Linked DNA regions of Mus musculus: region 1 is linked to region 2. The links are chromatin loops, found by intact Hi-C in ENCODE. Cell type or tissue: heart. All regions are shown on one strand. Each heading gives the region's core, and the rest is flanking DNA. Links, peaks and the distances in the headings are about the cores only.

Region 1 (12,518 bases), core at 2,677-10,676, 65 kb after region 2:
ACACCAGTTATCACTGCACGTATTTCTAGGGACAGAGATAAAGGAGGTATATTAGTTTCTTTTTTAGCATTGTGACAAAATGCCTGGCAAAGGCGACCTATGAAGGATGGGTTCATTCTGGCTCACAGTTAAAGGGTGCACTAGTCTACTGGGATCAGGAAATCAATGATGGCAGGAATGGGAGAAAGGTGTCCATTTGTAGTTATGAAGCAGACAGATAAGAGAAAGGTATCCATCTGTAGTCATAAAGTAGACAGATGAAAGGTTTTATCTGTTTTCCTTGGGGGGGGGGGTCATGAAATTTATTTATGCTATTCAAAAAGTTGGGATCTACAGGCCCCTCTCCTTCTTCTAGGAGTCTGGCATGAAAATTGTGAGCAGAGAATCTTAGAGCATTGGGGCTGATTTGGGGCAGGGAGAGACTCCCTGGAAGGGAGAAAGGCCTTTCCTGTTCTTTTTGTAGTGTATGTATGATTCTGGCTTCAGGAGGTCCACTGTCCTGTTTCTTTAGCCAAATTCCTTGTCACACAGGAACTGAGATTGACAAAATGGTGATCATGATGGGGCAATGCCAGCCCCAGCATCAGAGTCAGAAGAGTGGGTGCTACATTGTCTGGGACTGCAGCCCCTGGGGTGGCATAGTGCACAATTGGAGTGGTTCTTCCCTCCTCATTTAAATATCTTGGGACTGTCCCACAGACACACTGCCAATGTGTCTCCTAATTATTCTGAATGCATTCAAGATGACAGTAAAGATCAAACATACATGGGCTGCCCCATATAGTTACAGGCCCTAAATAGAAATGCTGTGGGCGCACAGCAAACAGGAAAAACTTTACATATACATGAGTACCAGATCAGAGTAAGTAGAGAGACATTTCTGTTACAATCATGGAGATTTATCTGAGATTTCTATCTGATTAGTCCTCTGTAGTGTGTGACCCCATCACCGTAAGTGTGATGGCTAATTGTATCAAAAGTAACTGTGTAAGAGATTTCCCAGATATCCAGCCAAACATATTTTGAGTATGAGGGTGTTTGTGGATGAAATTAATACTTGAATTAGTAGACGTGGTAATACATCGTTCTCTCTAACATGAGTGAGACTCAGGCAGATTGCAGAAGCTTAGAACATAGAGGTTGGCTACTACAGGAAAGATGGTTCCTTCCCTCTGGGTACCTAGAGCTGAAGCATTGCTTTGCCTTGTTTCTCGTCTTCAGGTTACCCTGGATCTCTGGTCTTACTGGCATTTGCCTAGAGCTACTCCAGCTGGCTTCTGGTTAAGCCAAGTCATTGGGACCCAGCTTGGTGACCCCTGCTTTCCTAAGGTTCTAGTATGCTGCTCATTGAGCTTTGTCAGCTTTTCATAACAATACTAGCAATTCCTTGCAGCAAATCTCTTTGCATCTTCACACACACACACACACACACACACACACACACACACACACACACACTATTCCGTTTCTCTGGAGAACCCTAGTGTTAAAAGGAGCTTAGAGAGGGATGTACCACATTAGTAAGTTCAGGAAGCCAAATGTTAATGAATTTCCCCCCTCCTAATGAGGACTTAGAGTATTTTAGATAAATACTGAGCATTGTGAATGTGAATCACTTAATTACAGCCACAGTACATGCAGAAGTAAAAGCCTTCTGCTCAGGAAAGCTAGACAAACCTTAAGCCAGAAAGCATTGCTCCTACCCTCCTGGTAGCCACTAGGAAGGCTCTTTAACAGTTCCATTCTTCTTTGCAAACCTGCATCTCCGTGATACAAAGGTGGCTACTGGGCTCGCTGCTTGTCTCATACCGAAAGGCCAAGATGATGACTTACATCACGGTCCCAAGTCATAGGCACTGCCTGAAACATAGTCTAACGTTCCTGGAACATTCTGTGACATCTCTACTTCCTCACAGCCTGTGTAGAAGTCACAGGAAGCCTTTCAGACTCTGCTTGGTCCCAGACAGATAGGCCACAAGATTCTCCTGAGAAACAAGAAGAAACGGCCAGGAAGTTAGTTTTTTTCAAGACTGCAGAGATCAATGCAGAGCCCCAGGGCCTCCTGGGGAGGCCTCTGGGACTTTTCTTTATCTTCCTAGAATAGACAGAAAGGTCAGAGAGAGAGAGGGAAAGGCTCCTGCTGCACTCAGCAGATTGACAGAAAGTCTTGCCCCATTCTTGTGTATAAGAATGATCTAAGCCACTGGAGTCTCTCTGAGTTTCAATAAAACCAAACTCTCAAACAATAACTGATAAAACAGAGCTTTCAGGTGGACCAGAAACAATGACTAGACCTTGGGCACCAATGGTCCTGTCTTTGCTACTTGGCTGTACAGCTTAACCTGCAACTGTGTCATTGGAGGGAAAAGAAGAAGAGCTGAATTAGATGACTGGCTCAGACTCAAACAACCTAAGGTATCCTGGTTATCTCTCTAGGGTGGTTTTATCAGCACAATAAACCTGACTGTTTGCTTTGAAGGGTGGGATTTTTTTTTGACTGTAGGCCTTTGATTCTGTTTTGTAGCACTTGGTACACAACAGCCCCGTACTAAGTTCTAGAAGCATAAAACGAACTCCCAAACGTGTGGGGTCTTGAAGATGATCTGTAGTCTAGTTTAAGAAACTAAGCACCAAATTGTTCTTCTTAAAGGACACAACAAAAGGAAACCCACCACAGCTTCAAAACATGCCTTCAAAGACCCCCTTCCTCTTCCCACTGGGAGGTGCCCCTGGCAGGGGCAACTGAGAGTGAAAGTCCTGCCTTACTCTCCTGCATATTCCAAGTAAGGTTACCCGCCACACAGGACATCTGGCTGCTCTTCAACACTATGCTGGAGTCAACAACAAAGAGACCATCAGTAGGGACTCCAAGCAGCCAGTGCATGCCTCATCTGGGGCAGGAGCCCAGGTACCATTGACTGTACCTGTAGGCGAGGTCCTGGGAGAGACCTGCCTACGGAGACCTTTTTAGATTCTCAACCATAAAGCTGAGAACAAAAATGAAAGCACAGGCCTAAGCTGCTGGTTTGGGGGTAATTAATTATGTATTAACAGTGACTATAGTGATGTCTTCACCAACATTATTCTTACAAGAACCAAGAATTAAAGATATAATGGTAACACATTATCACGAGATTTTTTTATGTGTACAGCCCACTCCAGAAATGATAAATATAGATTAGATAGATACATACAGATAGAAAATCATTCAGCTGTCCTAAAATTTCCAAACATAGAATTATGCCATGCTCTAAAACTTAAAAATGTAACTTTGAAACATGGTTTAAAGTTCTTCAAACCAGAAATGCACATGCGAGATATGAGTATTAGGAAAAAAAAATCATCTGACTTAATAATGTAAAAAGAAAAAAGCCCTTAAATTACAGTTACTTTTCTATTTTACACTATTGGTGTGCTCTCAGATGACTGGACATTTGTTTCTGTTAGAAAAAAAAAGTCACGCTGAGTCTTCTCTTACTCTAACCACACTGAGGCACATTCTGGTCTGGTGATCAGAGGAAAACTAACTTGAAGATAAGAACAGGCTTTCGCCTCCTACCCCCGTGCTCCATCCTGTGGCATGTGATTCTTCCATTATATGTTCATAAATCCATTCTGTCTTTTATTTTTTTAATCTTAACACAGGTATTTTTAATGTGATCAAGATTCAAAGACTCTAACTCAAGTGGAGGTGAACCCCTGACCCAGCCCCTTCTTAGAATGACAGCTTTAGCCGGGTGGGGGTGGGGCAGAAACAGGCAGATCTTGGAGTTCGAGGCTAGCTTGGTCTATAGAGTGAATTCCAGGACAGCCAGGACTACACAGTGAAACCCTGTCTTGAAACAATAACAAAACAAACTAAGTCATACAGCTGCATGACTGGACAGGCTGTCGTCTACTGATCTAGGTTCCAGTCACTGCAGACAATTTAAGGTCCTACCTGGGGACAGAACTAAGCTTGCCCCTTCATTTTGACTTCTTTATTTGAAGAGCTGGAATTATGTTTCTGCCTGACCTTAGGAGTCATTGGGTAGGTTTGCAAAGGAAGCAAAAGGTTTTAGGATGAAGAGTCTGAGAGTTAAATACCAAACTGTCTTTGCAAATATGTAAGCTTTCAAATTTAATTAAAATTAAATTTGCTTTCCAAAAAAATTAATTTAATAATTTGCATCCACTCTGGCTGCATTTGCCTTTGTCGCTTGTCTGCATTCCGCTTTCTGAACAGAGCATTCACACTGTGAGTGAGGAAATGTCTAGGGGTGAGTGTGTCTATGGGGCTGGGTAAGCTCAAACCTTGTGCAAGATCCTTGTGGGTTTGAAATCAGTTAATGGGAGTGGGGAAACACTTGTTTCATGACTGCCTGAAGTACAGGTGGATGTAAAATCCACATGAGAAAGAGAGAGGTGCCATTTAAATAGCAAGTTCATGCCATGCTTCTTTTACATGGTGGATCCACTCTGAATTGGAACATGTTGAAAATGTCTAAGTGTGTCCTTGGCAAAATCTTTTGGAAATTTCCCTATGACAGAAGAAGAAGAAGAAGGCATGTCTGCATCTAATAGTGTTAGTGCTGGGTCCCAACTTGGCTAGGAAGAAAGGACCCTTCAAGCTACAGTTATGTTTCTAAGCCAGCTGTGGAAGGAAAGTCTCCCTGTTGGCAAAGTCTCAGGCTTCTCCCTTTGCTCCAACGTTCTCTCTGGTGCGAGACCTTCCGATCGTCTTCCTGTGAATTGTGTGTCTTGTTTTCTGGTCTCCCATTCATTAGGCGTTCAATCCCCTCCATTCTTACAGCCTCGGTGCAGTTCTCACATGACTTGTGCACATCTCATCTTCCCATCAGACAGTGAGCCCCCCTACCCAGGGAGACCTCCAAGACTGCAGATTCTCTTCTCTTCCTTCACAGCCAGTACCAGCTCTAGGTGGACCAGGTGCTCCAAATGCACTGCCGGTGGTCCTCCTGCTTTGTCAATGTCCCTTCCGAGATCTGCCCCTTTGTGACTTTCACTGCATCCTTCTGCATTTCGACTCGAAAGCTCTTCACTGTGGAATAAAGACTCTGTCGGCTGGTGCAAGGTGCCAGCGGACAGCATATGCCTGTGTGAATTGAATCATTTCTCCAGCACTCTGGTTTCCAGCTTTGTCTCTCATTTGCATGGTGTGTCCCATGTTCGTTTCATTTCCCTTCGGATTACATATGCAGGTGAGAAGGTGTCATTTCACCGCTGTATCTGTACTTTCCAAATGCTGTGCGGAAACCCGCTATGATTCTGCAGTTATTCTGAAGACAGTGGTGTGTTTCCAGGGCAGATACATTTCCTGACGTTGATAGCTATGAGTAGTTCATTCTAGGTTTTAAGTCCAACCTGGTATAAGCAAACTCTATTCAGGAGGTTTTTTATTTTCTTGTGTGAAGCATAACTCTACTCATTATGAATTATTGTTTTAAGAATACTAATGGCATAGGGATTGGTCACCAGAAACCAGAAGAGCATGATACAAAGACGTTTCACTTAGGAAAGTTAACTTTTTTCCTTTTTCAGTGTATGTTTAAAGATTTAAAATAACTGCATAAAAATATAAGCACATCCTAACTTAACGGCGCAAACTTTAAAAAGAAAAGCTCTGTCACAGATTGTTGCTTGGAAAGGCAGAGTGCAAAGGGCCTTTTTTTCATTGCAATATTTTCAAGTGAAAACGTTCTAACTCACTAGCAGAGAGAGTGACTGCTGGATTTTAAAGGCATATATATGGTCACGCTTGGTGCTAGGGATGGATAAATGCTGCAGCTAGCTATCCATCAGCGAGCTTAGCCAGTGGGCCACACTTCCCATCCATCCTTCTCCCTTCCCCGCAGCCCTTTAAGAGAATCCCAGAATCCTTTCATTCATTCGCATCTGCTTTATTTCATACAGTGTGGGGATTCTCCTTTGGGAGACCTTACAAATCCCCGAACGTTTTACACATCCGCAAATAGAGTAAGGCTTCTCCAATACATTCCCTTCAATCCTACCAGGAACAAAATCCCACTGGTCTCCATAGCAGACATCTATCACACGCACACACACACACACACACACACACACACACACACACACACACACACACACACACACAACACACACACACACAGCAAGCCAAAGGCGATGCTATTTACTCAACTTCCTTCTGCGCGGCCAGTCAGGGAACAGGCTGCAGCATTCAGGATAAAGCCGGCCCTGGCCGGCCCTGGCAGCCCGAAAGCCACCCCATTGTGATTCAAGATTCGGGGTGTAAACAAATGCAGCGTTAACAATCAGCAGTTTGCATTTAATGCTTTATAGCCGTGACTGCGCTGGGAAGAACACAGTAGTGTCTTCTTCGCTGGAACTGCAGTCGGGGCTTTATTTAGTTTTTGGGCAAGCGGCACCGGCAGCTGCAGGCGCTCAATGGGCGCTTTCTAGTCGGCGTGGGCCGCGGGCGCGTTGCCGGGAGCCGAGGGTCCGCCGGGCGGGCGGCGGGGGCAGGAGGAAGCGGCCGCCGAGCCTGCATCCCGTCTCCGTGACAGGTGCTGAGGAACAAGAAGAGAAAGGAGCCCTCCTACCCGTCCCCTCCGCCCCCCCCCCCCCCAGCCTGGGGCTGGGATCTGACACTGTCTAACTGTCCTGGGTTATTGTTATTATTGTATTATTATTTATTTATTAATTATTGCATTCTTGTTTCAAGAACAGAGAGCATTGGCGAGCACAGATGTACCCTGTGGCGTGGCCTTTCTCTGCTTGGCCAGTGATGCCCTGACTTTGCTTAATGACCAAGACTTGCTTAGATACAAACCAGAGGCTGCTGTTGGCAGAGTGCCTTCTAGATGCTTCGTGTAGTTAAATTAGGAAACATGCCGAGGAAAGAGCTGCGAGCCATGTTTCCTGTGGACCAAAGGGGATTATCTTCTCCTGATTGGGAAAGATAACTGTGTTTATTATCAAACATCGTTTACCGAGAACTTTGAGGTGCCAGGCACTGAATTTGTACTCGTTCCCTCGGTAGGTACAGCCCTTCAAAGTTTGATTGTGGCCTTTATGTTCTTTCTCTTTTAAAAGAGAAAATAACGTTTCAGAGACGTTAATCGTCCAACTTTTTACACTGCTTATAAATGTTACAGAAAGAAACCCAATCTTAGTAGGAGTATAAAAGTAACAGTCACTTTGTACGGGAAAGCTCTTAGTTAATGCCATACAGAGCCCATATTGATGCTACTTAGATGGCTGTGGCCCTAGCAGGTGACCTACCATGGGAACGCAGACTAAATTTATGATTCAGATACAAGGCACTGATCACTCTTTTCATTACAGAGGATAGTACAATTCTGGAAAATTATGCGTGCGAAAAAACCTCCTTTTCCAGTAAATATTTCTCGGCCTGGGCTTGTGAGCTTGGATGAAATGCTCCACTGCTAATAGGCCATATGATCTTACAAAGTTTTGGAAAAGATTTTTTTCAACAACAATTTGATATTTAAAGAAAAATAAAATAGTACAAAGAGCTTTTATAAACTGTCTTCCTGGTCCCTTATTCCTAACATTGTCCTTAAGGTACATCAGTCATGTATGTTTGTTATAATTTAAAAATTAATATTGATATACTAACCAAAGGCAGACAATAGTTTATTAAGATTTCCTTAGGGTTTTGTTTGTCTTTATTGGTGGGTGGGCTGGTTTGTTTGAGATAGGGTCTCATTCTGTAGATTAGGCTAGCCTGGGACTCACTTAACAAACTCACTGGGCAACAGCCCAGGTTGGCTTTGAACTCTTGGCGATCCTGAATCTGTCTCCTAAATGCTGGGAATGTAGTTTTGAACCACAAGCTCCCTCTACCTGTGATTCCCATGATACATTTATTTCTTGTCTATTCTCGGCTGTACTGGCTCTAAGAGTTCTGAAAGCTTTCCAGTTTCAGTGACCTTGACAGTCTTAAGGAGCCCTGGTAACTGACTCGTTAGTGGTAAGAGGACGCCCCTACTGGGATTTGTCTAATTTCCTTTCTCTCTCTCTCTCTCTCTCTCTCTCTCTCTCTCTCTCTCTCTCTCTCTCTCTCTCTCTCTCTCTCCCTCTGTTCCTCCCTCCCTCTCTCCTTTCCTTCTCTCTCTCTCCCCCTCCCTCCCTCCCTTCTCTCTCTCTCTCTTTCTCTTTCTTTCACGATTAGAGCAGATGTAATAGATTTGGGGGAGGAGGACCACAGAGGTACAATGTCAGCTTTTCATTACAGGTCTGTTGACAGTTGAACATGATTTATGACTGTTGATGTTGACCATGACCTCCTGGCTGAAGAGCTGGTTAGGTTTCTCTCTAGCATCATTCTATCCTCACACTGTGGCCTTCTTAGTAGGGAGACACAGTCACTCTCACAATGGTCTTCCTGATCCCGGTGATTCATTTTTCTCAGAATAACTTATTTAATACCACTTATGCTCATCAGTCGTTGTTCCATCTCTACTTCAAGTCTTCAAGTTACAGTCAACAACATGTCACCTTTGAAAGCTCAGAGAGAGAGAGCATATGGCCCTTTGACAGATGGATTGTCAAAACCAGATGAAAGATATGTGTGTGTTATAATATATAAATATATATATAACATAATATATAACTAACCATGTGTGTGTGTGTGTGTGTTTATTCCACAAGTTCACACTAGTGCTTCCATACACATTGGAAAAGCCAGAGGCTAGCCTGTATGAAGCTAGGTGTCTGTGAAGGCTATGTGGAGTCCTTGCTCCATAAGAAACTTTGCAGTGATGCCTGAGACCCTGAGAAGACACATGCTGTTACCCTGCTTCCCCTGGCATGCCCCACCTCTATGCTCAACTCTCTGTTGCTAATCTAGGACTCCCAGCACAGGAGCCACTCTAGGCCACCCTGTCTTCTGGACATCCAGTTCTGAGAATCCCTTTCTCCCTCCCCAATCCTGTTGCAGCTCTAAAGTTCAAGGAACTCTTGGTGAAATTGGCCCTATCCTTCCACCTTCTGGGCAGGTGTACCAACCCTGTCCTGAGAGTAGCCAGAGTAGGCAATAACCGTAGAGCATGCTGGCCACCTTGATCCTCTGAATCTGTCTCCACCCAGGCACAGCAGGCACAGCAGGGTACCAGCTAAGCACAAAATTGGATGTGTGCATCCTGGGCTCTGCCTGCATCCTGAGGTTGTTCACAGATCGCTATGTCCTATTCTGGTTTGTTTTTTGTTTGTATTTTGTTTTTTGACCCTGCACACCCACACTCTTTTCTTTTTTCTTTTTGTCCTTATTAAAGAGATTGGTTCTAAGTGGATGTGTCTTCTACCCCTACCTCTTGGTTCAAATGGAAGCAGATTCGACCCCAGCCAGGCTGTCTCGTAAAGTCCTAGGAAGAATCTAGCACCCTTTCTTCCCTCTTAACTACTTGGTTTAAGGTTATCTCCATCCTGGAGGGCAGAACCTGGACATGGAAAAGGATCCAGGCTCCCCCCCTCTCCTCCTCTTGATCCCACAGCAGCAGAACCAAGGCAAACGCAGACACATCCCATTCTAGACTGACACCAGACCCTAACCTTAGAGAGCTTTGACCTTAGTGTAATATCAAATACTCTGAGAAGCAGATGCCATCCCTTAAGCCCTATTCATAAGTCACCACTGACTGAGTGCCTCAGATCCTTTTTAGTAGCAAATTCCTACAGTGGGAGGGAGGGTGGAGAAAGACAGGGAGATCCCCTTCCCTTCCCCGTTTTCTACCAGATGAGGAAAGAAGACCAATGGTCACACAAATTCAGTTGAAAATTGGGGGCCTTCATGTTATCTTCTCTGTTAATTTATGGCAAAGTAATTGAGAGTCTTATCTAGAGCAGATCACTGACAAACTGTAATTGAGATTCCACTGGAGGCCACCATAGTGGAAAAGACACTCAATGGGCACTCAAGATAGGGCTGGATGGGTAGAGAGCCATTATTGTACAGCACGAAGTGTGACTAGCTCAGCAGTACTTAAAATCAGTACTCATCATGATCCTGCTGCTGATCTATTTGATTTCTATACACGGCAGGTACTATTATTGCCTCATATTTAACCGGTTTAAAAAAGAAAAGCACCTTTAATGATGACATGATTCATCTCAGTAAGTAGCAGATCAACAGGGAACTTCGTTATCATTTTTCCAAAATGTCAACACTCAGTTGCTGTGGACCAACGAGATAGAGCCAAGACAGGGTCTCATTCTAGTTTACATCTTGCATCCAGCTCTGTGGCTTTAGAAATGGCCATCTAACCTCTTTGGCCTCATCTCTGTCTGCTGGTAAAGGAGATCAGAATAGACCCTGCTCCCGCACTGCAGAGATTCTGAGTAGAGCATATGGCCACAGCGTTTGTTCTGTGTACCTCTGCTTGTGCTAGTAATGTGAAGAGTGGCTTTTACCCCTGCAGCCTTCCCGTCTTCAGCCCAAGGGTTTTTGTGCTTGGGTTGGTCATTTCCTTATCTGCACCTTTGTTAGTCTCTGGCTTGGTGGTGATAACACTGATTTGGGCGCCTGCTTTTGAGATGCAAAGGGATGGGAGGGGCTGCCAGAGTCAGATGGAACTGAGAATGAAGCATAACTTTGGCCAGCTGAGTGGTTCTCTCTCAGCTTCAGCTTTCACTTTCACAAGGGTTAGAATAGGCCATCTGACCTTGTTGGACATCAGTGGGAGGAATGTCCCCTGGGCCTGAGGGGGTTCAATGCCCCAGTGTATGGGAATGCCAGGGCTGGAAGGTGGGAGTGGGTGGATGGGTGGGGTAGCACCCTTATAGAGGCAGGGGGAAGGAGGGATGGGATATGAGGCTTCCAAAGGGGAGACCTGGAAAGGGGATTACATTTGAAATGCAAATATAAAAAAGAAAATACCCAATAAAGGGAAAGAAAAGTGTGTGTGTGTGTGGGGGGGGGGGGGGGAAGAATAGGCCATCTGAAGGGTTTGTAGGGATTCACTAAATAGTATCTGTAAAGCATCAAGGATGGTCAGTCTTTCATACACAGTGGCTGGTCAACCTGCCTCAGTTACAGCTCTGTTTTCTGTCACCCTCCCCTCCTAACAGGCCATGTGGAATCCATACCTTCCTCTTTTCCTGACTCTGAAGCAGACATTGGTCAGGCTGAAGGCCTCATTTTCCTGTAAGTAGACACTCCTCAGCAACGATCTCTGCTTTTAGTATGGAGACATAGAGGCCATCAGATGTAAAGCCTTGAAAGTCCAACCTAAATAGATTTTAAAAGAAACTTACCAGTTCATAGCACTAAAAAAATCAATAGAATGTTTGATTGACTTCACCGGAGGATGACAGCGAGGGAGCCATCAACACTGTAGCATAGGAGGTGGTCCATCCATCTCTGTTCTGGTCTAAGCCTATTGGACTAATGCTTGAATCCCATCAAGGTCACCCACTGGTTGCCACTGGATCCTGGAAGGAGCCAAGCACTTTCTCAGTGTCACTCAGAGAGGCAGAAAGAATATCTTTGTTACCCTTGCCCTCCATAGAGCACATGTCCTCTCTTGAATCAATTATACTCTATCTGGGCAAGGTGCTGGTTTATACTCTATCTGGGGAAGGTACTGGTTTTGTAGGCAAAGTCATGTACTTTCAGGGTGTGTAGAAGATCTATTTCTTGGATCCTCAAACAGAGTGCAGCTGTTTTGAGAGGAGGAAGGTTGATCAATAAATTCCTGGTGGATGCCTGAGGGACCTGACCAGGCTGTGGAGTCACTGGAGCTAAGTCTTGTGGGTGGCTTCCTTACAGAGAACAGCACTCAAATCTTGCTTCTGTTTCCTTAGAAGCTCTACCTCATCTCCTCAAGGCTTTGGAGTCCAATTCCTTTAAATCTGTTGATGCCTGTATCATTCCTGTCTTAGTTAGGGTTTTACAACTGTGAACAGATACCATGACCAAGGCAACTCTTCTAAGGACAACATTTAATTGGGCTGGCTTACAGGTTCAGAGGTTCAGTCCATTATCATCAAGGCTGAAACATGGCAGCATCCAGGCAGGCACGCTGCTGGAAGAGCTGAGAGTTCTACATCTTCATCTGATGGCTACTAGTGAAAGACTGATTTCCAGGCAGCTAGGTGTGGGTCTTAAGCCCACACCCACAGTGACAAACCTACTCCAACAAGGCCATACCTACTCCTACAGGGCCACACCCTCTAGTAGTGCCACTCTCTGGGCTGAACATATATACAAACCATCACAATCCCAACAAATGCCTCTTTTAAAGGCTCAAAACAGGATCCATTTTATTAAATCACAATTCCAGGGTAGTTGGGTATAGCTCGGCCATCGTGTGTTGTGTGAAGTTAGTTGAAGGAATACTCCTATGGGCTCCATTGGTTCTGAGTGTCCAAAACTGTCTTAGTTTTATATTTCCATGTGGATACTACATTGCTGAGGGTTTTAGTCAAATATTAATCCAGTTGTTGGTATGCAAGTCTTACTTTTCTCATCTTTTCCTCCCTCACTTCTCTTTTTTTTTTCCTTTTTTGTTTTATGT
Region 2 (8,000 bases), core at 1-8,000:
TTTGAAATCTCATAAGGAATCTTAAAGATTTCAGGGCAGCTCATTCACCCTTCTGGGCGCCGCTCTTAGGAACGGGACTCGATGACAGGAACAGTCCTGGTCCCAAAGCAGGCTCTCCTCACAGGCTGCCTGTCGCCCGCCACAGGAAGTCTCCAGCCTACATGTGGGTACTATTTCCCAAGCTCATTGTAAGATCTAAAACATGTGTTTCCCCTCGGCGTGTTCTATAGCTGAAGGTTACGGTTCCAGACAAGGACACCAAAGCCACTTCACCAAAGTCACTTTTAATGATAGTACATCACTGCAAATGGGCATACCAATGACATTATGGGTCACATAAATTTTAGCAAATGAATATAGAAATCGAACGCACTTAGGGAACTTCCCAATTTACACACTGGTATGTTACCAACAGAAATAGTCAAGTCTTCTGCCCTGCCATCTTCATCACAGGCATGCAACTGACAAAGCTCGCCAAACACAAGCAGGCGGAAGGAGAGGGCAGGCAGCAAAGGCAAGACAGCAAGCATGGGTCTCCACTACCATATCCCATGGAGCCTATGGCTGAGGTGTAGATCCCACGGGATACCTTACCACTTCAAACACCAGCTGTCTACCCCCCAGAAAGAAAAGTCAGCCACTGGCAGGAATACGTAGGAGACTAAGGAGGGCATGGCACCTCAAACACAGGTGCCTCCAGCTTAGCTCCAATCCTAAAGGACACTACTTGTCTGGCCGAACGGCCAGCATTCTGTTTCCCTCCATTAAGTTATGAGCTTTGATCAAGGCATCCAGGCCAGGACCAGGTCCTGGCACAGAATGAACACATAACACACAAGTCTGTGAAGAGGAGTTCCCAAGGAATTCTCTCCAGTTATCGTGGGAACGAGTGAAAGTCAGCGGTAGGAGATGGAGCCTTAAGTATTTGTTCCCTCACCCATAGTCCACCAACCCTGTTTTATGTGGGAATGTTTATAACTGTGAGAAAAAACGCTAGTGTTACCCTTCCCTCCCTGGCAGTTTTCATTTAAAGAGCCCTTGAAATACTTGGTAAGTGATGCCTATAAACACCTATTAAAATGCAGCTTTATAGGAGGTTAAATCATTTATAATGGAGTCCGGTAGTACAGGGTACCAGTTGCAACAGAATTCCTAGAAGGGCTTGCTGGATTAACCTACATCGTCTAGAGAAACAGTTTAGTTATGATGATGTCCAACAACCCAGTCCAGTATTATTTAAAAGTAAGGCTGAATTTAAAGACGTCAATACTGGATGTTTCAATTCTGGGTTTTATGACAGGGCCACTTTGTGCCAGAGCAGATAATCTATCCAGGCAGAATTTTAAAGCTCAGTATATCTGCCTTTATCCAAAAGGGAAAGACCAAGGAGGGGCACCACGATACAGATCTGGTGGATGAGAGGGGACAGCATTTTAAAAAGAAAGACATATCAGGTAATAGGAAAATGGAAACTTGACAGAGGGACCAAATGTTTCACGCGGACCTAATTCGATTCTTCTCAAACTCGAGGAACAAAAGCAACCAGAACAGGAAAATGACTTTGAGTTTTAACTAACGAGTAAGCATCTAGTCCTTTTCCTAAAGGAAGGGACAAAAATAGAAGTGAAAGAAAGGTATCATGACTGGTAAATGGGCAGGGCCTTTTCAGAAGGAAGTTACACAGCCTGACCTCAACAATACATCTCGGCTTGCCCACAGGAGATGCCCATGCCTCAACCATTTCCATGATGCTGCCCTTTCTCTTCTCCCCACTGCTCACATGACATTAAGCCATTCAGGGTGAGCCTAATACTGACCTGTATCAGAACACATAAACATGTCTCGCTTCCTTCAAAAACTCTGCTTTCTCTAGGCCCCACTCCAACCGTTCTCCTGCCGGCTTCTTGCTCGTATCATGCTCCACTCATTTCAATTCATCAATATGCTGCTTTGTAACAGTTTATATATTTGTTTCACACATATATAGGTGTACTATGTGAAAATGGAAGCAAATAACATATGGGTTTCCTGGTTTCTCTTGTACCGCCTCCTTCTTTAGCTGTCATCGTTCTTAGTTCACAGTGGAAGGCACAGGAATTAATTAACTGAACGTCAAATGCCTGAATCCAGGGTATCAAATGATTACTTGGGTAGTACACAGCATTTAAAAAAGCTTCACACTCCAAATATGAACAGGCAGGTAAGGAAGAAATAAAACCACAAGGTTAGACTGTGAGCCTTATTCATAGTTGGTTAGGATACTACCCAACACACACACATACATACACACATACACACACACATACACCACACACACACACACACACACACACACACACACGCACACACACATACACCACACACACACATACACACACCATGGTGAGGCATATTAAGTAAAGCACTAATGTATATACAATTTAGCTTTCAGGATTTATAAGATTATTTTCAGATATTAGGGATGAGAAGTCAATTTAAAATGATGTGTTATTAATAATAAAAATTGTTATACTGGTGCTTTCTAAGTTCAAGCTGTCCTATGTGTTTGTGTGTGTGTGTGTGTGTGTGTGTGTGTGTGTGTGTGTGGAGTGTGGAGTGGGTGAGTATGTGTGTGTGTCCACCCAAGACCAAAGGAACTCTTTCCCCTGTTTGCAGTTGCTTGAGAATTTTCCACGAACCACCTCCCTTTTTTTGTCAAATGCACCTTATGACATTATACAACTCTGGAGAGATGCCACTACTTAAACCTCTAAATAGTGCACATGGTCAAATTAACCAGATCCCAGCACCAAGAGCCACCAGTTGCCCGTTCTACAGAGCCTGTCTCATGTCAGCTGGGCAGGAAATACCAGATTCCAAAGGCTGGAATGAAAGAAAGCCCAAACCAACCACAGAGTTACAAAATCAGCCATCAATTTGTCTAATTAAAACTCCATTTAATATTTCATTAAAATGGAATTCTGGTGGTCTCAAGAAATATGCATTTAAAAGAGCTATGTAGCCACTTCTTAAATACCTATCATGACTTACAGAGACCGGCTACGGCCAATGATCCTGGGCTTAAGGTTCCTAAAGAATCATGCATTTTCATATATTTTAGCCAAGAACTTTACCAAAAGAACCTCTCCGTGACCATCGCACCACCTGGAGCGTGGGCCGAACTTTTCATTTTATTTCTCTCTTTGGCCAATAGATGGCAACCTCTATTGGGCAGGAGAATCAGATTCAGAGCAGGCAGGCAGGCATGTCCTCCCTCCCACCAAGACCCAGCACATTTTTTCTTTTTTTCCTTTTAAGCATTGAGCTATTTCATAATGAATTAGTGAGCAAGAAAACAAAATATTTTTAAGTTATTTTGCTATTGCAACTCTGACTTTGTAAAGGAAAATGGAGTTCTGAAAAACCAAAGGTTTTCCTCAAAGAGGAAATGGACACACTAAATGGACAAAGCAGAAGTGAACTGCAGCTCTGGGTATGGTTTTGCCAGTACTATGCCCTCTGAAGATACAGTATGGAGTCAACTAAACTCTGCCTAACAGATCCATGACCCTGGAATGGTTTATACCTAAGTGGCACAAACAGTTGGGCCTGATTGCCTATACTTATAATTCTAGCTCTAGAGAAGCTGAGGCAGGAGGATTATCATGAGTTTAGAGGTCAGCTTGGGTGTGTGTGTGTGTGTGTGTGTGTAAAGTATTAGTCTCCTAGGACTAAAGAAGAACAGTCTTGGAAAACAAAACAAGAAACAAACAGAAAACAGAACTAGATACTATTGAAGCAGGCAAAGGAAAACATGAGTAGAGACTCCTAATGAGCATCATTCAAGCAACAATGTTCCATGTTAAATGAAAACTCTGTGCTAAGAAACGAAACCATTCCAGGTTCCAGGGTGCCTGCGCCTGGGAAAGCACCGAGCTGTGGAGAAAAACGCATTTTGCCACAGAACACAGCTGGTCCTGTCTGCCTTCCACGGACGAGGAGGAGAACTCTCAGGTGAGGTAGAAGAGGCAGCTGGTCTAAACATGACAATTCTGCTGTCATTTCTCCCTCAAACACCGACAAAGAGAGCGTCGAAGCGTTTGCTATCTCCCATGATCTCCTGCTTTGTGCGTGGTTTCAGCTGTTTAACTTGGCCCTTGGCCTCTATTTCCTGTGGCCGGGCAATCTCAATTCCTTTCATTTTCGTCAGGTTCAAACATATCACTTAAGTCTAAGAAACACTGAGTGTGTGTGTGTGTGTGTGTGTGTGTGTGTGTGTGTGTTCAATGTGTCCTTTCTGTTTTGAGAATTATCATCAATGAGCCTTAGGTCCTGGGGTCTTCTGGGAGTGGAGGTGTGTCTGAGAGAGCTCCCACACAGCTCATTCCTGGCCATCGATCCCATTTTACAGATGAGAAAGCCAAGGCTATGTATGTTATGGTACCATCTTTAGGTCATGCAGCAAATACTTCACAGTGACTAAGACGGACTCTCAGCCAAGGATGCCACTGGAAGTTTTTAATGCCTGACTTATTTACAAGTTCACCATGTAACTGAGACCATAGTGCAATGGCTACCCCTTTGGCTGTACAATAGCAGAAACCAATCTTCATCCCAGGCACTTTACACCAGATTCAAGGGCGCACACATAATAAATGATGCAGAAGCCAAACAGTTTGTCTTTCTTTTTTTTTTTTTTTCCTCTAAAGTATATTTGTACAAATTCCCAAATGTCCCGAAAAACTGTTCCTACTGCTGACTGTGTCCGTTTTTACTCTAATTAAGAACTGTCAAAGACAACTGGGAATGGCCAATGTACTTGAGTAGTCTAAATTGCTTTGTTCTACAGATTCTCTTTGGCGAGAAAACGAGATGGGTAACAAGGATTGTTCTGTGCTATACATGGAGGATGTTGAGATGGGATCTTCCATCCCAGAGACAGCAGCTAGGTCTGAGAGTCAACCTGAGGCGCGCCACTTGGATGCCCGGTTTAATCCCGACAGGAACTGTGAGTGAGTTCCCCCTTCCATTCTGCCCCTTTTCGTAAGAGGCTGAGAGAGTTGCCTCTGTGGATTTCCCAGAAACTCTGTCAAACCCACGGGAGGGGCAACGCAACAACAGCATCTGACAGAGTTTTAAAGAGAACACAGCAGAAGTAAGCGCTGCTCTTTACCTCTGCTTCTAGTCACCTGTATTGATCAGAGCAACTCAAACGAGAACCTTTCTCCAGAAAGGACACTGATTGCTCTGCCACTATTACTGGAAAACGAAAAACATCAACAACAATAGGTCTCACCAGTTAACTCTCCAGAAACAGTTAGCCAGCTAATCAACACAACATTAATATATTTAGCATGAGTTATGATTGTGGTTAAAGCTAAAACGTCTTTTTGGTACCCACAAAAATTTAATTTATTACTTGACGTAAAATAAAATATGCAATTAGAAAAAAATTTTTTCCATGAAGCCCACTGAGTGTAGCTTAATATTTCTAATTAAAATAAATAAGCCCCAACGTCTTTAATTATGACCCATTTAGGTAAGACTTTCGACACATGCTTTCTGCTAAATCCTACTGAAAGAAAAAAAAAAAATTTCCATCACTCAGGCCTGTCTCCACGTAAATATACTCAATTGCTTCATGCTTCTGATTTTTTCTTCTACTAGGTATCCAGAAAAAGAAAACCTCGTTAAATCATTTCAATTTTAAAAGGTTTTAATATAAACAGAAAACTAAAAACACCACTCAGGATTTCAGCGTGCAGAACTTTTATTTGCCCTTGATAAGCACATATTGTCACTTTTATGTATCTGTCAAATCCACAGGAACGTAATCCCAACAGAGAATATAATGAATGTAGTCACAGAAAACTCCAAATTAATGATTTAATTTAAACTTCAGCTGTTTAATCTTTTCACTGTAAGAGACCAGAATATTTTATGCTTGATCCCAGAGGATTAGGTAGTGACCATAAAGAAAGGAAACTGGGGTTATGGGGTTACTCAATTGTCCATGAAGCCTAAGAAACCATTTTATTTGACGGCAGAGGGAGGTTGAGACAAGTTTTCTCTGTGTGACCCTGGCTGTCCTGGAACTCACTCTATAGAACAGGCTGGCCTCAAACTCAGAGAGTCATTTGCCTCTGCCTCCCCAGTGCTGGGATTAAGGGTGTGACCCACTAAGGTTCAACTAAGGAACCATTTTATACACTTTCAATTAAGCAGTCCTTTGTCGCTTGGGTCCACTCGATTGTGCAACAATTGGCAGGCTGTCCACTCTGGGTGCCAAGGATGATCAGCCTCTGATCCGAACAGCACCTGCTTTATGTGGAAGGCTGGGGCTGGGGCCAGCCTCGCAGCAAGGCGAGTTTTTGGTAGCGAGCATGCTGAACCAGTCTCTTCCACAACCTGTTGACAATGGCTTACACTTATTTTCTCCAGCAGTCATTTGGGAAAGATACAACTACTGGTGCAAACTCCTACTTAGCTAGGCTATTCCTGCCCTGTGCTGGAAACAGAAATCTATTTTTTAATATTTTATTTAATAGTTATACCTGCATATACATTGATCAAAGTCCACTCTTTCCTCGCCTCCACTACACTTCTCCCAACTTCATGTTGTTCTTTCTTTTTCTTTTTCTTTTTTTTAATTTCCCCCAAAATTTCTGCAGATGTGTGTTACACGTCCCATGAAGGCTGCAGCTCAAGAAAGCAGGGGCTCACACACCAGTCACCCACTGCAGCACTCAGAGCTTCCCAACCGTCCCTGCCCTCTTCTCACTGAAACTTCCCTTCAAGAATTTTGTAGGTTATGACCTCTATGGAGGGCTCTTCCCAGAACTGAATTTTCTCTGAGGAAAATCTTCTCATCTTCTGGGAGTTCATAGGACAGGGTGATTTTTTTTTTCTTAAACAGGAAATGAACAACAAAACTTTGCAAAGTTTTATATGTCTGATCGCAGCAGCAGAACAAATCTTGCCTTAATCGACATTCTCCTTCAGCAGTTAGAATCCAGTAGGTCTTACGTGCCTATCACTAAGGTTTAGAACTTAACAGTTCTCCCCATCCTGAGGCAGAAAGCAGCTTTCCCATAATACAGAAGAGCACAGGGTTCAAAATGGGTTTCCCTCCTTCATCTTGGCCCTTTGTGGAAACTGTGACAGTAGACCAGTGGGAATTCTGGCAGGAAGCAAGTCTCATCAGAGACTGACATTTTGTTTAGTTTACAAAAAAAAAAAAAAAAAAAAAAAAAAAGGAGGGGGAGAAAGAGGAGGAGGAAGAGGAAGAGGAGGAAGAAGAGGAGGAGGCAGCAGTATCGGCCTTTCTGTAGAAACTTGCAATTTCCATTATGTGGTGTCTGGAGAGGGAGGAAGGAGGAAGTCTTCTTTATCTATAAGCACTGTAATTTATGATGACTCGTGTGAAATATAAATGAAAAATGTGACCCTCTGAGGCAGAGGTCAACAAATTTTATTCCCACTTAGATCCAGTTTTCTCTGCCAAACCACTGGCTTTCCCTGGATAGGCATTCAACTGACCCAGACACTAAGGGCTGAGTCCATGGGTGACAAACACAGGAAGGACTTTCCACAGTGGGAAATGCTCAGCTGTGGCTTGGCTTTGTGGGTAAGCCTGGGCTCCGTGCACTTCCTACCTCAGAGGCGTGATGAGGAGCCTGACCCCAGTACTGGGGATACCCGATTCCTAAAAAGGAGGGAACAATGTATCCTGGAGCTATGGCATCTCAAAGCCCTCTACTCAGTCTCGTGGACCCAACGTGGGAAAACACTGGGATGCTTCAGAACAGAAGAGCGTTTGTTCCTTGCCCCAGTGTCCTCTGGAAACAGGACTTCAAAGATAAACATTACGTCCATTCATCTTCATGTCTTCACGGAACCACCCTGCACCTACAAACTTCACTTTTGCAAATTATGCCCAAGATGTGAACCCAACTTTGACCACTACGTTCTCTGAGCAAGACCCAACTGAAAGTCACATGAAAAACATTCACACCCTGACC

Evidence for each region. Hi-C counts contacts between places; a loop is a spot of excess contacts. Peaks named below come from ENCODE experiments on the same cell type or tissue, not always from the same donor. Only the 100,000 strongest peaks of a DNase experiment are listed, where the experiment ranks them.
Region 1: it touches region 2 in a loop (2.3-fold over the local background); 2 of 42 quality-filtered maps call a loop at or near these places.

The regions. Positions count from the first base shown.
Region 1 is chr13:101,795,233-101,807,750 of GRCm38, forward strand. No RefSeq gene overlaps it. Among named protein-coding and RNA genes, the nearest start is that of Pik3r1, 33 kb to the left of the region's middle. In heart, for the core only: no CTCF peak of the experiment used is centred there; DNase peaks (open chromatin) are centred at 6,319 and 6,799; H3K4me3 peaks cover 1,291 bases; H3K27ac peaks cover 1,185 bases; H3K27me3 peaks cover 1,122 bases.
Region 2 is chr13:101,732,712-101,740,711 of GRCm38, forward strand. The region is part of intron 2 of Pik3r1 (phosphoinositide-3-kinase regulatory subunit 1); the gene reads right to left. Among named protein-coding and RNA genes, the nearest start is that of Pik3r1, 32 kb to the right of the region's middle. In heart, for the core only: a CTCF peak has its summit at 3,194 (motif pointing right); DNase peaks (open chromatin) are centred at 3,180, 6,260 and 7,600.